Regions from separate parts of the Homo sapiens genome. Here region 2 is linked to region 1. The links are chromatin loops, found by intact Hi-C in ENCODE. Cell type or tissue: A673. All regions are shown on one strand.

Region 1 (8,000 bases):
GGATTGTATGCCTTTGAAAATGCTCGTGATCGGCCAGGTGTGGTGGCTCACGCCTGTAATGCCAGCACTTTGAGAGGCCGAGGTGGGCATATCACGAGGTCAGGAGTTCGAGACCAGCCTGACCAACATGGTGAAATCCCATCTCTACTAAAAATACAAAAATTAGCCAGGAGTGGTGGTGGGCACCTGTAATCCCAGCTACTCAGGAGGCTGAGGCAGGAGAATCGCTTGAACCTGGGAGGCGGAGTTTTCAGTGAGCCAAGATCACACCATTGTACTCCAGCCTGGGTGACAGAGTGAGACTTCATCTCAAAAAAAAAAGGAAAAAAGAAGAAAATGCTCATGATATAATGGTTCTGCTAAAAAAACCCTCTGATGGCCTGTTTATGTGAGAAATCCTGACTTCTCTAGTTTGCATTCAGGGTCCCAGACTCACCTCCTGCACATATCCTGTGCTCTCTTGGGCATGCCTTGGCCTCATTACATCTTCAACCTTCCCAGTGCTTCCCCTGTGCTTGTATGCCTTCCCCTCTGTCTAGCTGAGTCCCCAGTTGGGCGAGGTCCAGCCTGAGTCCCCATGGGAAGAAATGCCTGCTGCCTTCTCCCAGTCCCCAAGCCTCTGTTGGCTCATCACTGTATGCCCAGCATGGCCCTAAGAACTTTCATTATTCCCCTTAATCCTCAGAACCACCAGGCCAGGTAGGGTAGGATGGTGTGGTTAGAAGTGTGGGCTCTAGAGCCATATTCTCTGTTTTGAATCCTGCCATTTGGTAGCTGTGTAAACTTAGACAAGTTGCTTAGCCTCCCTGTGCCTCAATTTTCTCGTCTGTAAAACAAGGGTAATAATACCTCCTTCACAGCAGGGTGGTGGGGATTAAATGAGTTGTTACATGGAAAGCACTTAGAACAATGCCAGGCACATGGCAAATACATGATACATGTTGACTAGTGTTCTTGATATCTACAGATGAGGACATAGGTTCAGAAAGGTTAGGTATTTTGCCTAAAGCGACATAGCAAGGCCATGATGTGTTTGATTCCAGAGCCAATCAAACATTTCATATGTTTGATTCCAACCTACCCTCTTGGCACCTTAAGAAACTAAGACCCAGAGAAAGTAATTCACTTTCTCAGAGCCACACAGCCACTCATGACAGAACTGGATCCAGGTCCTTTGTCTCCCAACTCAGAGACCTCCCACTATACTGTACTGTCCCACTTGTATTTCCTGCAGCACCTAAACTACACTTTACAGTTTACAAATCACATTCACACCCATGATCTCCTATAATTCATACAACAACCCCTGAGGCTGCTATTATACCCTTCCTTCTTTTACAGATGGAGAAACAAAGCTCAGAAAGATGATGTAACCTGCACAAAGTTGCACAGTGAGGTAGGGCAGAGGCTGAATGTGAACGGACACATCCCAGCCCATCCTCCTCCCCTGTGTAATTGTGCCTCTTGTCTGCTTCCCAATGCAAGTGTAATCTCTGGGCACCGTGGAAGCCGAGAGCCTAGTGGAGGCAGAAGGTAAGCAAAGACTAGCCCAGGAAACAGTCTCTAGGAATTCACTAGAGTGGGTGACGCCTGTCACTCATTTCATTCTGGGAATGCTGCAGGAGATGGAAAGCCTCCCATCCCTGGAGGCAACTAACATGCCTCTAGTGGTCGTGTGGATGCCATGAGGCAAATATCACTGCTATTTCCATTATATAAATGAGGCTCAGAGGTGAGCATCACGTCAAGTATTTCAATTGGGAAAGATGATATTTTTAAACTTCCCTCTAAGCATGGGATCTTGCACTGCCCCTTACTGCTGAGCCAAGCTCCCTGGAGAGTCTCCATACCCTCCCCTTGACTCAGACAGGCCACCCTCCCTCCCCTCCTTGAGAGGTGTCACTTGAGCACTGTGGCTCTGTCAGTGGTAACAGCTGTAAGATTTGTCCTTTTAATCCAGAATCAATAACAAATTTCATTTAAAAATAAATTAAACCAGGCATTGGAAATCATTCACCACGTGGGCTGGAGCCCTATATAGCACCATCTAAATGGCTTCCTTTTGCTCATCTATCAATGCCAAGAGTGGGGGAAATACCTAGGCTGCCTGATTCATGGAGAAACTACTTAAATGTATCAGCCCCTAACAATGAGCAATGTAAGCCTGGAGTTGCACCTTTTAGCACACCAATAACATGTGGAGTGAGGCTTCATGAGAGCTTATCAGAGCCCCCATGGTCACTGGCTTTGAGAGAGCCCATTTATAAGGGGGAACAATGGCTTTAGTATGTAGCCGCCTAATTTCCAGAATGCATTACTGAGCTCTGAGGAGCAATGGAATTCTATTAAAGTCTTATCTGCCATGGGAGGGTATGAAACCGGTGCGGAACTCCAGGCTTGGCATAGACATGCCCAGAAAGCAGCAGGGCTGACCCTAGGAGGTGGGTGAACAAGCCCAGAGGGAGAGGGGGGAGCAGGAGGGGCCCCGGATGTGTGAAAATATGTGTGTTAATAAGAGCTCCGGTTTCCAGCGATTACGTTTACATCAGTGAATAAAACTTGGCAATAAAACATCGGAGCTGCGTCTCAGACAGCATTTCCTTTTACAGCCTGGTGTATTTCACTCATTATAACAGGAGGCAGGGAGCGCGAGGTGTCCCCATTTCTCCCCCTTTAATTAAATTTTCTAAATTACTGCCCAAGATTTGGATAAAGCGAAAGACTTACAGCTCCCCTAATCGCCATCGAGGCTCCCGCCCCACCACTGTGGTGGCCCTGACTGTACCGGTTTCCAATATTATTAAAGTGAAATACTGTGGGCATTGCCTGCCTGGGCTCTGGTTTTTAAAAAGAGATGCAGCATCAGGAAGAAATTGGCCCACGGTCAGGAAAGAGGCCTGGGTTTCAGGACGGGCTTTGCCATCACCACCTTGTGTGACCTTGGGCAAGTTATTTCTCTTATCTGAGACTCATGACTTCTCCTTTTCCCCAGATGTTCATCTTGAGGCTCTTAGAATTGATCTGGAGCTGGGGCAGTCCTTGGACCCACACTGGGACGACTGGGGAGCTTTAAGAATATATGGGTGCCCAGGGCACACCCCAGAGATTCTGACATAATTGGTCTTAGGTGAGATCTGGGTATCAGGGTTTAAAAAAAATTCCCCAGGTGATCACAGTCCACAGCTAGGATTGAACACCATTGGCCTAAACACAGAGTTATTAGATATTACTGGACTTGAGACTCTCTGGAGAGGCTGGCTGTGGCCAGGCCCCACCCCTGGGTGTTCTCTTTCAGACTGGCTTTTCGGGGTGGGTATCTGGGAATCTGCCTGCTCACTAAGCACCCCAGGTGTGTCTCGTGCAGGGATCCAGTGGGCTGCAGTGAGGATTCCAACAGAGGTGGGAGGACAAGGGTTCCTTGAATTGAGCCCAGCCAGCCTCGTGGAATGAGGAGGCCCCTCTGCCCCAGTTCCCCTCTGGAGGGCAGCACAGGGAGCCGATATGTGACCTCCCACTCCGGTCTGGGGTACTTCTCTCCTCTGATGACTGATTTCTTTATCTGTTCCACTCACCGCTGGCAGGAGCCTTGACTGGCCTCCACAGTCACATCATGTTCCCATCATAGGAACCCCAGGTCTGGCCCCTCTGCCCATGTGGTTCACGATCGCCGCAGACCCAGGTTTTCCACATGGACGGACTCCGAGCCTTTATCTGCACTCTGCCTCCCGCAGGGCTCCTAGGCCTCCTAGGAAGGCCTTGTCTAGGCTGAGAGCCATGCTTGGGCCAAGGGCTAGGAGCCAGGGACAGCAGGGGGGCCTGGGCACAGGAAATTCATTCATTCTGGCTCCTGCCTTTGCCAGAAGTCCTAGGGAGTGTCCCTGACATTTTTCTTCTGGATTCCGGTCTAAGTGGACCACACAGAGTGAAGACATAATCTAAAACCTAAAACTTAAATTTAAAGCATCTTTTTAATTTATTTATTTAAGACAGGGTCTCACTCTACTGCCCGGGCTGGAGTAAAGTGGCAGGCACTATCACAGTTCACTACAGCCTCAAACTCCTGGGCTCAAGCAATTCTCCCGCCTCAGCCCCCGAGTAGCTGGGACTACAGGCATGCACCACCACACCCAGATAATTTTAAAAATATTTTGTAGAGATAGGAGTCTAACCATATTGCCCAGGCTGGTCTTCAACTCCTGGCCTCAAGCGATCCTCCCACTGTGGCGAATGGAATTACAGACGAGAACCACCATGCCCAGCCAGCATCTCTAATTTTTAACGGAGAAGGCCATCAAAGATCAATCCTCATGTCCCTTTTGTGCAGACAGAGGAACTGAGGTCTAGAAAGACATGGAGAGAAGCCTAGGATCTCACAGTGAGGGAATGGCAGAACGAGGCCAAAGACCCAGGTCTCCTGACTCTAGGCCGGGGTCCTTCTTCCACATGCCACTTGCCTGAGGAGGTCAGACAGGATCCATCATCACCTGTGCAGCCAAGCAGCTCCTCAAAAAACATCCAGCTCTGTGGCTTCCCAAAGAGGGAACTTCTCCGAGGCCCAAAGAACCTTTTGTCCTAGTCTGCTCAGGCTGCTGTAACAAAACACTGCAGACTGGTTAAGCAGAAATTAGCAGAAATCTATTTCTCACTGTTCTGGAGGCTGGAAAGTCCAAAATGAAGGTGCCAGCAAGATAGGTTTCACTCTGAGGCCTCTTCTCCTGGCTTGGGGGTGACTGCTGTCTGGCTGTGTGCTCACAAGACCTCTTCTTTGTATGTGCAGAGGAAGAGGGTGGGAGAGGGAAGAGGAAGGGAGAAAGGGAGTTCTCTGGTGTCTCTTCTCATTATTTATTTATTTATTATTTATTTATGTATTTTGAGACAGAGTCTCACTCTATTCAGACAAGGCTGGAGTGCAGTAGTGTGATCTCAGCTCACTGCAACCTCTGCCTCTCAGGTTCAGGCGATTCTCCTGCCTCAGCCTCCTGTGTAGCTGGGATTACAGGCACCTGCCACCACACTCAGCTAATTTTTGTATTTTTAGTAGAGACGGGGTTTCACCATGTTGGCCAGGCTGGTCTTGAACTCCTGACCTCAAATGATCTGCCTGCCTTGGCCTCCCAAAGTGCTGAGATTACAGGCTTGAGCCACTGTGCCCAGCCTAATATCTATTGTCTCTTTTATAAGGACACTAATCCTATCAGATCAGAGCTCCACCCTTCCTACTTCATTTAACCTTATTTACTTCCTTACCCCAAATACCGTACAGCCACATTGGGAGTTAGGGCTTCCACATATGAATCTGGGGGACACATTCAGCCCATAGTATCCCTCCAGGCTTTGGCCCTCAGATTTGAACCTAAACCCACAAATTGCACTCTACCAAGGCCAGTAAGTACATGTGGCTCGTATCTGTGTTGTCCCAGCAAGAAGCCTAATGACAATCCCCATCAAAGGCAATTAATTGCATCAGGGAGGGGTTCCTAGGGCCCTTCACCCTGCAAACCAAGTGCTTATTAAACACCGCGGGACAGCAGGGTCTCTGCCAATTACAAGGCCCTGCTTGTAGGAGTGTTTTTAAAATCCTGAACTGACTTTAATGGCGTGGTTAATGCCAGTCTAAATATTCCATGGTTGTGAGTAATTAGCTAGGCCGATGCTGTCCAACAGAAGTAAAATGCGAGCCACCTGTGTAATTTTAAATTTTCTAGTAGCCACATTTTAAAAAAGTAAAAGCAATCAGGTGAAATTAACTTTCATAATCTGTTTTATGTCACCCAATATATCAAAAATATTATCATTTCAACACATAATCAATATAAAGCATTATTACTGAGATATTTTACGTTCCTTTTTCCATACCAAGCCACCAGAATCTGGTGTGTGCATTTTATACTTAAAGCACATCTCAATTTTGGACAGCCACATTTTCAGTGCTCAATGGTCCGTGTGGCTCATGACTACCATAGCGGACAGCACAGAGCTAGATGCCTCTAAGGGAGGCCTGGGCCTAGTATCTCCATGGACCCCACACAGGAGAAGGGGATGAGCATCTGTTGAGCGCTTCCTGTGTGCCAGACACCAGGATTTATCTCACCAAATCCTCGTGACAAGGATGGGACTGTTCATTCCATCTTACAGCTGAAACCACGAAGATTCAGAGAGATGAAGTGGCTGGGCTGAAGTCACACAGTGGCTGGGACCAAGGTCCACTGCCCCCAGCCTCTGCCATCAGAGCCCTCAGGTGGAGGCAGGCAGAAGACAGGGCCTCAGGCTTGGGGAGGACCTGCCCAGGTGGCTGGTAAAGCTGGGCTTGTTCAAGGATGCCTGCAGCCTCAGGGGTTAATCCTCCTTGCTTTCCCCTTGGGTGACAGCGTCTTCCTGAGATTTCCTGCTGCAGAGCAGAGGGAGCCTCTGAGGGCTGCCCAGCCTTCTCCAGCTTCAGAGAGGAAGCAGGGCCCCAGTGCCAGGGTGGTGGAAGCAGCAGCAGTAACAGCCATCATCCTGGTCACTTTTTTTTTTGAAGTGATGGGGTCTTGCCAGGCACAGTGGCTCACGCCTGTAATCCCAGCACTTTGGGAGCCCGAGACAGGAGGATCGCTTTAGCCCAGGAGTTTGAGACCCACCTGTACAATATAGTGAGACCTAGATTTTACAAAAAAAATATAAAAATTAGCCAAGCGTGGTGGCACGTGCCTGTATTCCCAGCTACTTGGGAGGCGGAGGTGGGAGGATGACTTGAGCCTGGAAGGAAGAGGTTGCAGTGAGCTGAAATTGAGCTGCTGCACTGCACTCCAGCCTGAGGGACAAAAAGACTCTGTGAAAGAAAGAAAGGAAAGAAAGAAAGAGAGAGAGAGAAAGAAAGAAAGAGAGAGAGAAAAGAAAAGGAAAGAAAGGAAGAGAAAGAAAGGAAGAAGAAAGAAAGAGAAAGAAAGAAACAGAGAGGAAAGAAGGAAGGAGGGAAGGAAGGAAGGAAGGAAGGAAGGAAGGAAGGAAGGAAGGAGGGAAGGAAGGAAGGAGGGAAGGAAGGAGGGAAGGAAGGAAGGAAGGAAGGAGGGAAGGAAGGAAGGAAGGAAGGAGAAAAGAAAAAAAGAAAAGAAAAAAAAGGATCTGGCTCTGCCACCCAGATCTCGCTCTGCCTCTCTGCTGCCTTGGAGTGCAGTGGCTCAATCATAGCTCCCTGTAACCTTGAACTCCTAGGTTCAAACGATCCTCCCACCTCTGCTTCCTAGGACCACTGGTGCACACCACCATGTTCAGCTAATTTTATTTTTTGTAGAGATGGAGTCTTGCTATGTTGCCCAGGCTGGTCTTAAACTCCTAGCCTCAAGCAATCCTCCCACCTCGGCATCCCAAAGTGTTGGGATTACAAACGTGCACCACTGCACCTGACCACAATTTTAATCAAATAAGTAGTTGTGCACCTAGCTGTTTAGTGTTTATCTCCCCTACCAGTCCATAAGCTCTATAAGGGCAAAAACAACACTCTCATTCTCTGCTGTATCCTCAAGGTTGCATGTGGCTCCTCCTTTGGCCAGCTGCACCCTGCAGGGTGGGGCTAACTTCTTCCAGGACCTCTCCAATCAGAGGGAGCCCCATACCTCCAGAGGCATCTCCTTCCAAGTCTGAAGCGCACTGTCCCTTAGAAAGGCAGCCCCGGGCCTGGGCTTGAGACCTAGCTCTGCCGTTTACGTACCCGGTGGCTTTGGGCAAATCTCTTAAGTTGGCTCAATCTCGATTTCCTCTTTTGTAAAATGGGGGATAGAAGAGCCAATTTCATGAGGTGCTTGGATTAGAGGCGACGGCGATGGGAAATGCTCTGTCCTCTGCCATGTCTGCGTTCCTTACCACACACACCTTCATTATCATCATTTGGCTGAAATTGCCTTCCTCCCTGGGACATCCATATGTCGGACCTTGGTGGACGTGGACCCTCTGGGGCCAGAGAACAGGGACCAGGCCTCCATGTTACTTGTCTGTGCCCTGGGCATCCCCAGGCCCCTCCC
Region 2 (8,000 bases), 220 kb after region 1:
AGCCAATGCCAGGGAGTACAGCATGAATTCAGCAACCAGAAATCCAACCCTGAGCTCTGGGCCCTGGCCTTGGTGCTGGCTCCGTGAATCTGCCTTCCAGAGGCAGGAGGATGCAACGGTTACACACACAGCTCTGAGCTCAGGCCTGAGATGCAGCCTGCTTCCACCACACTGGTTGACTCTGTGACCTTGACTAACTCCTTAGACACTCGAATCTTAATTAATTAATTAATTAATTATTTTATTATTTTATTTTTTTGAGATGGAGTCTCACTCTGTCACCCAGGCTGGAGTGCAGTGGCCTGATCTCAGCTCACTGCAAACTCTGCCTCCCAGGTTCAAGCAATTATCTGCCTCAGCCTCCCAAGTAGCTGGGATTACAGGTGCCTGCCACCATACCCGCCTAATTTTTTGTATTTATAGTAGAGGTGGGGTTTCACCATCTTGGCCATGCTGGCCTTGAACTCCTGAACTTGTGATCCACTTGCCTTGGCCTCCCAAAGTGCTGGGATTACAGGTGTGAGCCACCACGCCTGGCCTCAAATCTCAATTTTTTGTGGTTGTTCCACATGCTAGTGCTACTCTCAGCACTTATTTAATCCTAACATCCTCTCTATTTCCATTTTACAGATGATGGAGCCAAGGCTCAGAGGAGTTAAGTAACTTGTCTGGGTCACACAGCCAGGTGTAGTCAGATTTCGGACCAAGGCAATGTGACCGATACACATGCCCTCCGCTGTGGTCCAAATGTTTGTGTCCCCTGAAATTCATATGTTGAAACCTTATCCCCAGTGTGATGGTATTAAGAGGTGGGGGCCTTTAGGAGGCTTGACACCCTCTTTATTTCTTCTATCAGCCAGAATACTTTAGGCTGCAAAAATGAAACCACCAATCCAGCTGGTTAACAGTGAGAAAAATGTATCAACTCAAAGATTAAGTTCTGTGGTATGGTGGCTGTAGCAGTCATTCATTCAGAGGTTTAATGATGTCCTTCCTATCTTCCCACTGAGTCATCACCCATGTATTAGTTCCATCATGTAGTCACAAGACGGCTGCCACACTTCCAGGCATCGTGCATGCATGTGACCATGTCCTGCAAAAGAGGAGGGGCTTTCTCTTTCAGAAAACAAACCAAAAAAGCTGGGCACAATTGCTCATGCCTGTAATCCCAGCACTTCGGGAGGCTGAGGTAGGCAGATTGCTTCAGACTAGGATTTTGAGACCAGCCTGGGCAATATGACAAACCCCACCCCCCACAAAAAAAAATACAATAAATTTGCTGGGTGTGGAGGTGCACACCTTTAGTCCCAGCTACTCAGGAGGCTGAGGGGGGAGCATCACCTGCATCCGGGAGTTGAGGCTGCAGTGAACAGTGATTGTGCCTCTGCAGCACTGGGTGACAGAGTGAGATCCTGTTTAAAAAAAAAGAAAACAAACAAACAAAAAGTCTTTTCCAGAAGCCCCTGAGCAAACATTCCTCTTATTTCATTCAGCAGAATTGTTCTCATTCCTGTTTCCAAACCAGCCACTCACAAGGGAATTAGAACCTCATGAATGGCTTGGTAAAGCCCATGGCTCTTTGTAGAAGGATAGATTACCACCTCCCCCAAAATGGTGGCTCTATTAGAAAGGAGAGGCCAAGTGCAGTGGCTCATGCCTGTAATCCCAGCATTCTGAGAGGCTGAGGAGGGCAGATCGCCTGAGGACAAGAGTTCCAGACCAGCCTGGCCACATGGTGAAACCCCATCTCTACTAAAAATGCAAAGATTAGCCAGGTATGGTGGCAGGCGCCTGTAATCCCGGCTACTTGGGAGGCTGAGGCAGGAGAATTACTTGAGCCTAGGAGGCAGAGGTTGCAGTGAGCTGAGATTGCACCATTGCACTCCAGCGTGGGTGACAAGAGCAAAACTGTCACACTGTCACACACAGGAAAAAAAAAATAGAAAGGAGAAAGGGGACAGTGTCTGGTTTTGGGTAAGCAAACAAAAATGTATGCAAATCCTCTCTATTTCTCTTCTCACTCCCAAAACCCTCTCTTCCTAAATTGTTGCCTTATTTTTCTATCATTTAACATTTTACTCCCCCTTTCAGGACCAACTGAAATGTCACCTCTGACAGGCAGCCTTCCCTGACTTCCTCCTGTCGGATTAATTGCTGTCTTCACTGTGCTTCCAGGGAACATGGCACATGCTGCTACTTCTGTGGCTTTTCTTTTTTTTTTTTTTTTTTTTTTTTTTTTTTTTTTTTTTTTTTGAGATAGAGTTTCGCTCTTTTTGCCCAGGCTGGAGTGCAATGGTGTGATCTCGGCTCACTGCAACCTCCGCCTCCCGGGTTCAAGTGATTCTCCTGTCTCAGCCTCCCGAGTAGCTAGGATTACAGGTGTGCACCACCATGCCCGGCTAATTTTGTATTTTTAGTAGAGATGGGGTTTCACCATGTTGGCCAGGCTGGTCTCGAACTTCTGACCTCAGGTGATCTGCCCGCCTTGGCCTCCCAAAGTGCTCAGATTGCAGGCGTGAGCCACCATGCCCAGCCCTGTGGCCTTTTTATCACTTGATTGTGGAGAGAGGTCAGGCTTTAGAGCAACTGGACCCAGGTTCAACTCCCAGGTCTTTCACTTACTTCATGGGGCACTTGGATATGTCATTTCTCCTCTTCAAGCTTCGGTTTCCTCCTCTGTAAAAATGTATGTTCTTTTTAGGGCAGTTTGGAGAATCAAGGTAGACAGTGTGTCTGTGATTATTGTCAAGGGAGAGAGGGAAGCAAGAAGGAAGGAAAGAAATGATCAGACTGTCCCAGAAAAAAGTCAACTCTCAGCAAAAAAAAAAAAAAAAAAAGCAAAAGTCACTCCAAGGTGCTGACCAGACAGCCCCCTCACCCTGAATGAAGTTCCCCTCCCCCGGGTTCTCCCAAGAAAGTCATTTTTCATCCCCAAAGTCATTTGGCTTAGAGACAGGGGAGAGAGGCAGTGGCAGGGTCTGTATTGTGCCTGCCCTGCCACCATCCATCACCCAGCCGACAGAAACTCACCTCCCACAAATAAAGTTATGACAAGCGTCCCCAACCCATTCTTTCAGCCGTCGCCTCCCTGTTTCCATCATCTTTGACATTATAAGCCATCAGCCAAGCTGTTTGTCATGCCTCTGACAGGGCCTTGGCGATGTGGGCAGGAGGGCTGTGCTGAGGTATGGCTGGACTCCAGGGTGCATGTCCTACCCTCGCCCGACATTGGTGATCTTGAACTATGTCACAGGTGCTTTCAAAAAGGGTTTCTCCCCTGTGGGGCAGGAGTCCAGAGGTGGAGCAGAACTGGAAGGGAATATTTGTTCATTGATTCATTCAGCAAACATTAGTGAACACCCGTACTGTGCCTGAACCTGTGCAAGGCACAGCTGCAGCCACAAAGAGGGGCCAAACACAGTCTTTGCCCTTGCAGAGTGCCCAGTCCAGTGGGGAAGTAGAGAGCAAGCCATGTCAACAGACAGTGCCAGCACGTCTGTGGCACGGGCAGTCCAGGAAACTGGGAGCACAGAGAAGGGTAGAAAATCAGGGAAGGCTTCTTGGAGGAGGTGCCATTTGAGCTGAGAGCCACAGGACAAGGAGGAGGCAGTAAGAGCAATTCTTTGAAAATGTCTCCTTTCTTCTCTGCAGATATGTCCACTTACAAGCACCAAAGGGCAAAGTTGAGAAACTGTTTGGGAAAGAGAAGAGCATCATGTTCCAGGCAATGGAACAGCATACACTAAGCCTCTGGACTTGTTTCCCAGGGCTGCAGTCACAAATTACCACAAACTTGGGGGCCTAAGACAACAGTCGTGTATTCTCTCACAGTTCTACAGGCCAGAAGTCTAAAATCAAGAGATCAGCAGGGTTGGTTTTCTGGAGGCCCTGAGGGAGAATCAGTTTCATGCCTCTTTCCCAGCTTCCAGCGGCTGTGGGCAAGCCTAGGTGTTCCCTGGCTTGCAGATACATCTCTCCTGTCTCAGCCTCTGCTCCCTATATTCACATGGCCTTTCTCTGTGTCTGTGTCTCAACTCTCTCTCCTTTCTCTGATAAGAACACCCGTCATTGGATTGCGAGCTCATCCTAAATCCAGGATGATTTCAACTTGAGATTCTCGACTTAATCACATCATTAAAGACCCCATTTCCAAATAAGATCACATTCACAAGTACCTGGGATTAGGACTCTGACCATTCTCTCTCTCTCTCTCTCTCTCTCTCTCTCTCTCTCTCTCTCTCACAGGGTCTCACTCTGTCGCCCAGGCTGGAGTGCAGTGGCGCAATCTTGGCTTATGAGAGCCCAATCTGTGATAGATGCCAAATGCTTAACCCAGCACTTGGCATGCAGGATGAAGTGGTGAAAGTTTACTGAGTGAAAATTGGCTCCTTGAGTGAGGAAAGGAAAAAAGGAAAGAGGGGCAGGTGAGGGAAGTTGGTGTGAGGACTGGCAGGCGCTAAGCAACTGTTGTCATGAAAAGGGCCTGCAGGCTGGCACAGCAGCTCCAGTCTCAGAGGGGAGAGGAAGGTCTCTCAGGGGGCATCCTCTCCACCTCCACACACCTGCAGCCCCCTGCTTGCCAAGCAACTGTATCTGTTCTGCGTGAGGCTTCATCCGCCGCGGTAGACCTGAAGATGGGCTGATTTTAGTTTTCCACCAGGTTGGTTCCCAACCCACGGTGCTTGCCTGGGGTCCTGAGGCCAGGTGGCCCCTGGAGAGGCAGCAGAGACAGCTCAAGTCCTGAAGCAGAGGCTCTCTCCACTGTTTGTAGAATCTCAGAGTTCTAGAATCTTGGAAGTGAGAATCAGCATTCCAGGACCAGCCATGAACACAAAACTGCGAACAACTCTAGAGTCTTGGATCGAGGGAGTCTCTTGTTTAAAGGATCTCAGTGTTTTCAGGCTAGAAAGGGCCAGGCAGCCTCTTCATTTGAGCTTCTGTCTCCCTGAACTCTGACCCTAACTATGTGGCCTGGATGCAATGACCATTTTCGTCTAAACAGGGCGGACAAACCCCCAGGCTGCCAGGTCCCAGGCGTGGAGTCAAGAGCACACAGGAAGAATCCAGGAGGACTTAGGAGGCGAGGTTTCCTGGGCAGAAGAAATGGCAGGAGCACAGGTGTCACAGATGGAAAGAGCAGTGTGTGTGTAGGAATGGGATAAGGAGCAGTAGTTATGGTGGGAGGGACTGTATTAAAGTACGTAAGAGCTTCCAATGAAATAATACACACGTGAAGCACCTGACAGGTGCATTGCAGATACTCAATAAATGCTACTTCCCTTCCCCTTCTCTTCTGCTCACAAATCTCTATTTCCTGCATTTCTGCGTTACCCACATTTATACTGAGGAGTTCTGAGAAATGAAAAGATTTTCTGGAAGGGAGACACAGGACCAATTTCCCCCACCCAGAGACAATCACCTATCACAATGGATAGGGGCTGTGTCCTCAATATAGGCCAAGACTCTCTGCAGGGAGGATGGCTGACTGATTGCAGAGAGAAGCCCAGGAACAGGATATTTGAACTGGGTTTTGAGAGTAGGAGAGGAGTTTCCCCCGCAGAGAAGGTGGTGGTGAGAAGAAAGGAATTCTATGCAGTTTCTGTGACTGTTAAATGAATGAATTGCTAAGATCTCTGGACTTTCTAGTTTATACTTTAGAAATAATTCAAGCAACTACCCAACTTTGCAAATGGAAAAACTGATGGACATGGGCATATACATGCAATTTCACACTTTATCTCCCATTACCAAAATCCCCAAGCTGAGAAAACAAAGAGAATAACAATGTGTCCTGAGCCCTCAAGGTAGACCTTGAGATGGAGAGAAATTTCCAAGAGTTTGGGGACAAAATGAAGAAAAGAAGAGGGTTTTTAATAAAGCTAAATTTATTTCACTTAAAAGACTGTCTTTATTCTGAGGTCATGTTCTTCCTACTCTGGGAGTGTTTTAAATGTCCTTTCATTTATGAAATCATGGAGATAGTAAATGGCCATTCATAGTTGAATTGTTTTTTGTTTTTATTTGGCAAAATAGTTAGCAACCCTATATTAGTTCTCAAAAAAAAATTTTATATTGTATAGTCCCTGAAACCTCACATTTTCAGAACCACTGAGTCACAAGGCATTGGTGGCAGAAGATGTGTATATTCCTTCTCAACAATTTGGGCTGTGCTCAGGGGTCACCTATCAAGAGTGACCCTCCCTGATGGCCCTGCCTAAAGCAGGTCCCCTCCTTTTCCCTATGTTTTCTTTCTATTCCATCTCCCTTGTATTAGTCCACTGTCATGCTGCTAATAAAGACATATTCGAGGCTGGTTGTGATGGCTCATGCCTGTATTCCCAGCACTTTGGGAGGCCGAGGCGGGAGGATCACAAGGTCAGGAGTTCGAGACCACCCTAACCAACATGGCGAAACTCCGTCTCTACTAAAAATACAAAAATTAGTTGGGTATGGTGGCACGTGCCTGTAATGCCAGCTACTCAAGAGGTTGAGGCAGGAGAATTGCTTGAACCCAGGAGGCAGAGGTTGCAGTGAGCCGAGATCGCACCATTGCACTCCAGCCTGGGCGACAGAGCGAAACTCCTTCTCAAACAAAAACAAAAGTAAAAGACATATTCTAGACTGAGTAATTTATAAAGGAAAGATGTTTAATTGACTCACAGTTCAGCATGGCTGGGGAGGTCTCAGGAAACTTACAATCATGGCAGAAGGGGAAGCAAACATGTCCTTCACATGGTGGCAGGAAGGAGAAAATGAGAGCAAGCAGGGAAATTGCCAGACGTTTATAAAACCATCAGATCTCATGAGATTCACTCATTATGAGAAGAGCATGGGGGAAACCACGCCCGTGATTCAATTACCTCCACCTGGTCCCATCCTTGACAAGTGGGGATTATTACAATTCAAGGTGAGATTTGGGTGGGGACACAGAGCCAAACCATATCACCCCTGTTTCTTTCTTTTAGAACACTTATCACTCTCTGAAGGCATCTTACTAATTTGCACCTACGTTTATTTATTTCTGCCTTCTGAATTTGAATATAAGCAGCGTGTGGTTAGGGGCCATGTTTGTCTTGCTCACACACTCTTCCTGGCACCTAGCACAATTCTTGGCACAGAGTAGGTGCTCGGGAAGTGTTTGTTGAGTGAATAAAGGAAGGAAAGAATGGCCATGGAGCTTGAGGACTCAGGCTGTGTGCAGCAGGGATAGTAGAGTGCAGTAGATGCTGTGAGTGCCACCATGCTACAGCCTTGTGCCCCACCTCTGACCTCAACTGCAGCTGGGCTACACAGCTCCCATGCATGCTGGCAGATTCCCACCTCAAGTGCCTGCCTAGTCTCTCAGCTTTGCAGCCTCAAGGCTGTCTTGGAAGTCCTGGTCCCTGGTTCTGTGACCCATAGGCACAGCTCAGAGGTGTGGAAAGTTAATGACCTACCTCGGGTAATGCTTATCCCTTGGGGGAATAGCAGTTAGAGGATAAATGCCCCAGCCTTCTATCCTCTGGGTGAACAATTCTGAGATGACTTCTGCATAATACTCAGAGGCTATTTGCACAATCAAATCCCAATTATCCACTGCAGCAACCAGCTCCTTCCTTGTCTTGCTCTCTTGGTTCCCTCGCTTCTACTTCCTATGAGCATCTCCCAGATAAAATATGTACCCAAGCATGTACTCAAGTCTTTGTTTTAGTCTCTGCTTTTCAGGGAACCCAACCTAAGACAGGCTGCGCCAGTTCCTTGCATCTCTAAAATTCCCTTTCACTCATTCTCCTCTCCGAATCCCACAATCCACCCATCCTGCTGTTCCCATTTGACTTCTAGAGAAATGCCCCCTCCCACAGCCCTCTGAACTTCTCTGGCAGACAGGCTGGCAGGCCTTCATTGTCTTCCAACACAGCCCCAGTTCTGGGAACTTGTCTGGGCACTTGAGGGTCCAGGTGCTTTGGAGGCAGGAAGGGAGGGAAGGGGCCTCTCTAAATGAGTCTGTAATGATTAAACCA

The links. Peaks named below come from ENCODE experiments on the same cell type or tissue, not always from the same donor. Only the 100,000 strongest peaks of a DNase experiment are listed, where the experiment ranks them.
Region 2: a loop joins it to region 1, with 4 times the contacts of the local background. A loop is called at or near these places in 1 of 110 quality-filtered maps.

The regions. Positions count from the first base shown.
Region 1 is chr20:37,892,859-37,900,858 of GRCh38, reverse strand. It overlaps LOC124904896 (a long non-coding RNA gene), which reads left to right. Exons shown (of 3, transcript XR_007067576.1): 3 at 1,342-2,578. Among named protein-coding and RNA genes, the nearest start is that of VSTM2L, 6.3 kb to the left of the region's middle. RefSeq lists a silencer at 3,451-3,500. In A673, CTCF peaks have their summits at 1,499, 1,702 and 3,478 (motif pointing right); DNase peaks (open chromatin) are centred at 2,458, 3,498 and 3,788; H3K4me3 peaks cover 471 bases; H3K27ac peaks cover 2,108 bases.
Region 2 is chr20:37,673,649-37,681,648 of GRCh38, reverse strand. LOC100287792 (a long non-coding RNA gene) reads right to left here and starts at 4,739. Exons shown (of 4, transcript NR_040021.1): 1 at 4,563-4,739; 2 at 3,031-3,691; 3 at 2,623-2,733. In A673, no CTCF peak of the experiment used is centred here; no DNase peak of the experiment used is centred here; H3K27me3 peaks cover 1,186 bases.